Linked DNA regions of Mus musculus: region 1 is linked to region 2. The links are chromatin contacts, found by Hi-C or POLR2A ChIA-PET in ENCODE. All regions are on one chromosome and are shown on one strand. The core of a region is the stretch at or near the end of the contact, and the rest is flanking DNA. Distances in the headings are between cores, read along the strand shown. Region 1 holds the start of Zdhhc24 (zinc finger, DHHC domain containing 24). Region 2 holds the start of Ccs (copper chaperone for superoxide dismutase).

Region 1 (2,784 bases), core at 125-2,624, 39 kb after region 2:
ACACCCCAAATCCACTGGTTGTGTGTCTGGCATGTTCTCCTCAGGATGGGGTCTAGGGATACTTAACTGGAGACTAAAGGAACATAACTTTCTGAGAACCCCTCACCTCCCATCCAAGAATGAGTTGGGTCTCTTGGACCTTGTCCAAAATCCACTTTCACCAACACAAGAGGGGCAGTGGGCTTAAAGTTATTGGGGAGTCACTGAGGGACTCCACGGTGTCCTTGATATCCTAAATCCCTATGAGAACTCTTCTGATCTTTGAGGACAGCATATAGCTGGTGGGCAGAGCCTGGTTTGGGGAGCTGCACTCTAGATTACAGCCAGGCTCTGACCTTGAACTGCCCAGATGCCCGAGAAGAACTGCCTGGCCTCCCAGCCTCAGTTTTTGCCTTTGGGAAATGGGTGAGCACTCACTTTCCGCTGCTGTTTCTCCCAGGCCGGGTCCAACAGCAAGTCGCGGTCCCAGTCCTCCTCCTGTTCCATGTACTCGCCGCCCCCACCGCCAGAGAAGGGCCCCTCCCCGGCCCCCAGACCCTCGGGCTGCATAACCATCATCATCTTGCTCAGGCTCTTGGCTCCGCTCTGCTTCACTGGGCGAGCTCCTGCACACTCAGGCCGGGTTAAGTAGGGCCCGGTCCAGCCCCCAGATCGGGTTCGTACTAAATATGGGGTACGTGGGTGGGGCCAGATAGGGGGCGAGGGAGGTTGGGAACTGGACCAGAGAAGAGATTGTGCTGGAGTCAAAGATTGCGGAATCGCGGGGGATGCTGGGATGACTACTGGCCTAGATAGTGGGTTCGCATTTTAGCTCTGTGGTTAACTTGCTGTGTGATCTTGGGACAGCCATGGACTTTGTTTCCTCATCTATTAAGTGGATTCCAAGTGGTGGCTGTAGGCATCCTAAAGGCTGCCCCTTGGACCTGAGTCTGTCCCTCCTAAGCATTGCGCTCGAGAAACAGACCCCTATTTCTATTTCACAGTCTGTAACAGCAAGTCAACAAGTTGTTTGGGGAGTTTTCTAGGGTGATGGAGACACCCGAGCATGGGGAAAGGCTCAGGGCCAGATGATAGGGCCAGCCAGGTCTATTAATACCGGGGCGGCTGTAGAGGAGTGTAGGGAGAATGTGCTGAGCCGGGAAACCCCGACGCCCCGGGGGCTGCAACTCAATCCTCATGGAGTGGCAGCAAGCCACACCAGGGGCGGCTACTGCAGTACGCTGGGCGGACTGCTTCTTTTTGACACCTGGGCAGCATCACCAATCAGATTTTCGAACATCTGGTCAGTTAGCCAATCACTTCTCCGTATCTGTGGCCCCTCCCTATAAGTCTGGCGCGCGCAACGCACCCCCTGCGGAGCTCCTATTGGTTGCAGGAGACGTCAGTTCGCTGCTAGGCCCTCCCCAATGCGGAAGCAGTGGGATCCCAGCGATCGGAAAGCCGGTGGGTCCGACCATGGGGGAGTCCTGGGCAGCTCGGGGCGCAGAAGGAGCGCCCGCGCGGATGCCACTGGTACTCACCGCGCTGTGGGCCGCCGTCGTGGTCCTGGAGCTGGCCTACGTGATGGTGCTGGGGCCTGGGCCACCCCCGCTGGGACCACTGGCCCGGGCCTTGCAACTGGCGCTAGCTGCTTATCAGCTGCTCAATCTGCTGGGCAACGTGGTGCTCTTCCTCCGCTCGGATCCCAGCATTCGGGGGGTGATGCTGGCTGGCCGCGGCCTGGGACAGGGCTGGGCGTGAGTGTTGGGCTCCGGGAGTCGGCGGGCAGAAGCAGGGGGTCTGGTGGTCGCTGGTACCAAGAAAGGACCCAGAACTTGAGGTGTCAGTAACCAGATGACGTTAGCATCCGGGTTGTTAGAGCCATAGAACTCCTTTAGAGCCTGGCACCCGCTACTTATTCATTCAGATATTGAGCAGCCACTGTTCCTAGGACTCAAGTGAAAACAGATGCCCGACCTCCTGGAGTTGATTTCAGTGGCGGAAGGTGCAGATAATAAAGATAATAATAAGCCAATAAAAAAAAAGCAAATTGCGTAAACTAGATGCTCAAGAATGATACAGAAACAAAAAACAGAGCAGGGTAAAAGAGGCGAGAAGTTATCTTTATTATTTGTGTCTGTATGTGTGATGTGTGTCCGGTCCCAGGCGCGCATGCCGGGGTACACAGGTGGAGGTCGGAGGACAATTTTCGGGAGTTTGTTCTCTCCTACCACGTGGGTTCAGAAGAGTGAACAGGCCATCAAGTCTGCGAAGCAAATGCCTTTAACCACTGAGCCATCTCTCCAGCATAAAGTTTCAATTTTAAATAGATGGTCAATTTTCAGTACAAGACTTTTAGGTGATTAGCTTTAGGTTAATTAGCTTGATTAATTAATTTACATTTTACTAAAAAGCCATAGCATCCACAAATATATTAAGACTAACTTGTCCACTTGCAACTAAAAACTAAAAATAAATAGGTGGACATCACTCAGGCATTTGCGGTGGAGTCAGCCACTTGGGAAATTTTGAACTGGTTTCTGGGAGAGGGAAGCAGACCAAGAAAAGGCAGAAGCCACAGTATGCCCAGAATATTCCAGAACCACAAGGTCAGCGACTGGAGTGGAGAGGGAGAAAGATGTTAGTGGTGGAAGTACTGCCAGGCCTTTGCAAACTTTGCTTTTCAGAAGGTGTGTCACAGGCAGTAACCACTAGCTGGAGATGCCTGGTGAAGACAGGGACTGTTCCTGCTTTCCCAAGATGGTCTCTGAGGCTGCGGTTGGGCATGGTCTGGGACACTGAGAG
Region 2 (2,837 bases), core at 260-2,759:
ACGCACGCACGCACAACTTTCATCTCAGCACTCGGGGGTAAAGGTAAGCAGATCTCTGTGAACTGCAGGCCAGCCTGGCCTACATAGTGAGTTCCAGGAAAGCCAGGGCTATGTGGAGAAAGACCTTATCTCAAAATAAAACAAAACAATCAGTCCCCTCAATCGTCCTCCTAAAACCCCACCTTTGCCTGTAAGCTTTTCTCCTCTTTCCTCTTACAATCCCCTGAAATTGAGTGGGCTCTCACTACAGGCTCAAGACTTGTATCAACTAATTCACTCCTCATGACAACACTGAGCTATGAACACTGTTCAAACACTGAAGAAACAGAAACACAGAAAATAAGCACGAAGCTGTACATCTGTGGAACTATACGCACTGGGGTTCCCCACCCCACCCCTGCCAGTGTCCTGGCTTCAGACTCTCATCTCCTTCTTTCCCTTTGCCACCATGGCTTCCCAAGGAAGTGTTCTAGGAGCGCTCCTTTGCCAAAGCTTATACGATCTTTACCTAAGCATAGGGGTAAACATTTTCCCTCAGAAACCCCCAGTGTCTAATCTATACTGGCTGAAAGGTTGAATGAACATTTAACAGAATCCAAAACAGCCAGTTTCTAGCGTCAGGAAAATGACTCTGCCTTTCATATCTTTCCTCTTCTGCCAGGTCACCCACCTGCAGACCTCCTGGCTTAAAGTCCCTGAATTGGGCCAGGGATGTTGTCTGCTTTCTCAGAACTGTTCTATTTCCCAAGCCAGACCTCAAATGCCCGCCCCCCTCCCCCTCTAGAATGCCCTTGGTAGGAAGTGCTCTATACTCTGGCTAGTTCCATGCTGTTCAGCAGCTGGACAGGCAGTTTGTACTAGAAGAAAGCTCTGGCTAGGCAAAGCTTGAGGCCTATACTCTAGGCTCTGCATCTCCCGGACTCTGAGAAACTTCCTTTCATTCTTTCTGCATCTATGCAACCGGAATACGGCTAAACACAAACCCCTGGCTGATCCCAGAAAGATTGTCTACTCTTACCTGCCACCCCTTTCAGGGTCTTGTGCACAGCATCCACACAGCTCTGACAACTCATCTGCACTGCAAACTCCAACTGTAAGGGAAGCAAGGCCAGGGCACATGTCAGACATGATCCTTACTCGCCACCTCATCCCCTATGTCTCTTTGCACACATTGCACTTGACTTCTCTTCAAATTCCTCCTTTATTATCTCATGAACATTCCAGGATCGCGGTCTTTACCACCAACCCCCCTCCCGTGAGGGGCATCTCCGTCCTAACCCCGGAATTTCACCTCCCCAGGAGCCTGTTCTTTCCTGGCTTCCCAAGATATTGATCACCCCAAGGGCTGAAGTTATGCGAGGCTCCACATGAAGCTTTCACTCACCGCACACACAGTCCCACCGTCCCCCGACTTCGAAGCCATCCTAGCTGTTGTCACTGCCTAGGCCGCACCGAACCGGTAGGGTCCAGAGACCAACACAACTCTACTTTGTGGGATGGGCGGAGTCTCGGAGGCCGCCCTTAGCTCCACCTCCTTGGCGCGTGCGCTCCCTAGGCTGAGGCCTCTGAGCTGTCCGGTAGTGCTACCGGCTGCGCAGGCGCATTGATGCAGTTTCCTTAGTAACCATTTGGCGTCCTCTACCCGCTCAGCCGGAACCACCTGGTAAAGATGGAACCACACAGTCAGGAACCTGACCTCAAGCCGATTTACCACCGGTTGCTGAGTCCGCTGTCGCTCTTCCCCAGCAAGGCGAAGCCTCCTCCAGAGCCTCCGAAGCGCCCCTCTCAAGATGCCACGCCCTTGCAATCCATCCCGCTGGCGAAGCTGAAAGTTGGGCCGCTGTGCCGCCAAGTGTCCAAGCGGCTAGCAAGCAGCGGGCGGGCGGCACGAGTAACTGCCAAGGACCGACTTCGTCTCACTGAGGTTATTCTAGAAGAGCTGAAGTGCAACTGGCGGGAACCTCCTATAGAACCCATTCTGGACTACGAAAACAACCAGAAGCTGCGGCAGCGGCTCGAGTCCTACGTGCTGATCAGTAGTGAGCAGCTCTTCGTACGCTACCTGCACCTGCTGGTGACCCTGCCGACCTCTAGAAGGGTCTTCACTGAATCAGCCACCCTCAGCCGGTTGGCAGTAAACCTTGCCAGGGATTGCACAGTTTTCCTCACCAGTCCTGATGTCTATCGCTGTCTGCTGGCTGATTTTCAGACCCTGCTAAATTTAAAGCACGCCCAGGGAGGCATAGTCAAATTGCGTCCTCCTCCCTGTCCCCCTGGGACTTTCAAGCTCTGTCCAATCCCCTGGCCTCACAGCACTGGCTTAGACCACATGCCGTGCTCTAGCCTCAACCTGAACTACCTTGTCCAACTCAGCCGCCCATATGATTTCCCCAGTGAGCCCGAACCTGATCCAGTGGAAGAGTTGAAATCCATCCCCCAGCTGAAGAGTAGACAGCAGCTCCTCTGGGTGCCCTCCATGATAAAGGATAAAGAAATTGAATCGAGACCCTCACCGATGGTACCACTGCCTAGTCATTCTCCCAGCAGTGAGAGTCACCAATTCCCCACCTCACCAGTCCATTCCTGGCTCCAAAGGGGCCAGTCCATGCCTTGTCTTCATGAGGGGTGGAGTCTGGCAGATGAGTTGTGCCTTCTTCCTCCCTCTCCTCATCCCCTCACCCCGCTGATCTTGGCTTCAGAGAGTAAACCACTGCCATTCCGGGACATAGTGGCTGAGGATCTGAAGCAGAAAATGAAGATCATGAGAATGGAGTGGAGTCGATACTCCCTGCTGGACTCTGGCCTGCCTCCCCTCCTCGGGGTCCTTACCCGGCGCC

The links. Hi-C counts contacts between places; a loop is a spot of excess contacts on that map. ChIA-PET counts read pairs that join two places held with the same protein, here RNA polymerase II (POLR2A).
Region 1: a map of heart shows a loop between it and region 2 (2.7-fold over the local background). The contact joins the promoter of Zdhhc24 here to the promoter of Ccs in region 2. A Hi-C loop is called at or near these places in 1 of 37 maps with a recorded cell type or tissue (heart). POLR2A ChIA-PET finds 5 or more read pairs at or near these places in 4 of 5 experiments (Patski and embryonic stem cell).

What each region holds. Positions count from the first base shown.
Region 1 is chr19:4,877,294-4,880,077 of GRCm38, forward strand. It overlaps Zdhhc24 (zinc finger, DHHC domain containing 24), which reads left to right and starts at 1,375. Exons shown (of 3, transcript NM_027476.3): 1 at 1,375-1,736. The coding sequence starts at 1,456. Actn3 (actinin alpha 3) reads right to left here and starts at 616. Exons shown (of 21, transcript NM_013456.2): 1 at 418-616. The coding sequence starts at 561.
Region 2 is chr19:4,837,813-4,840,649 of GRCm38, forward strand. It overlaps Ccs (copper chaperone for superoxide dismutase), which reads right to left and starts at 1,510. Exons shown (of 8, transcript NM_016892.3): 1 at 1,385-1,510; 2 at 1,019-1,091. The coding sequence starts at 1,423. It overlaps Ccdc87 (coiled-coil domain containing 87), which reads left to right and starts at 1,554. Exons shown (of 1, transcript NM_207268.3): 1 at 1,554-2,837. The coding sequence starts at 1,670.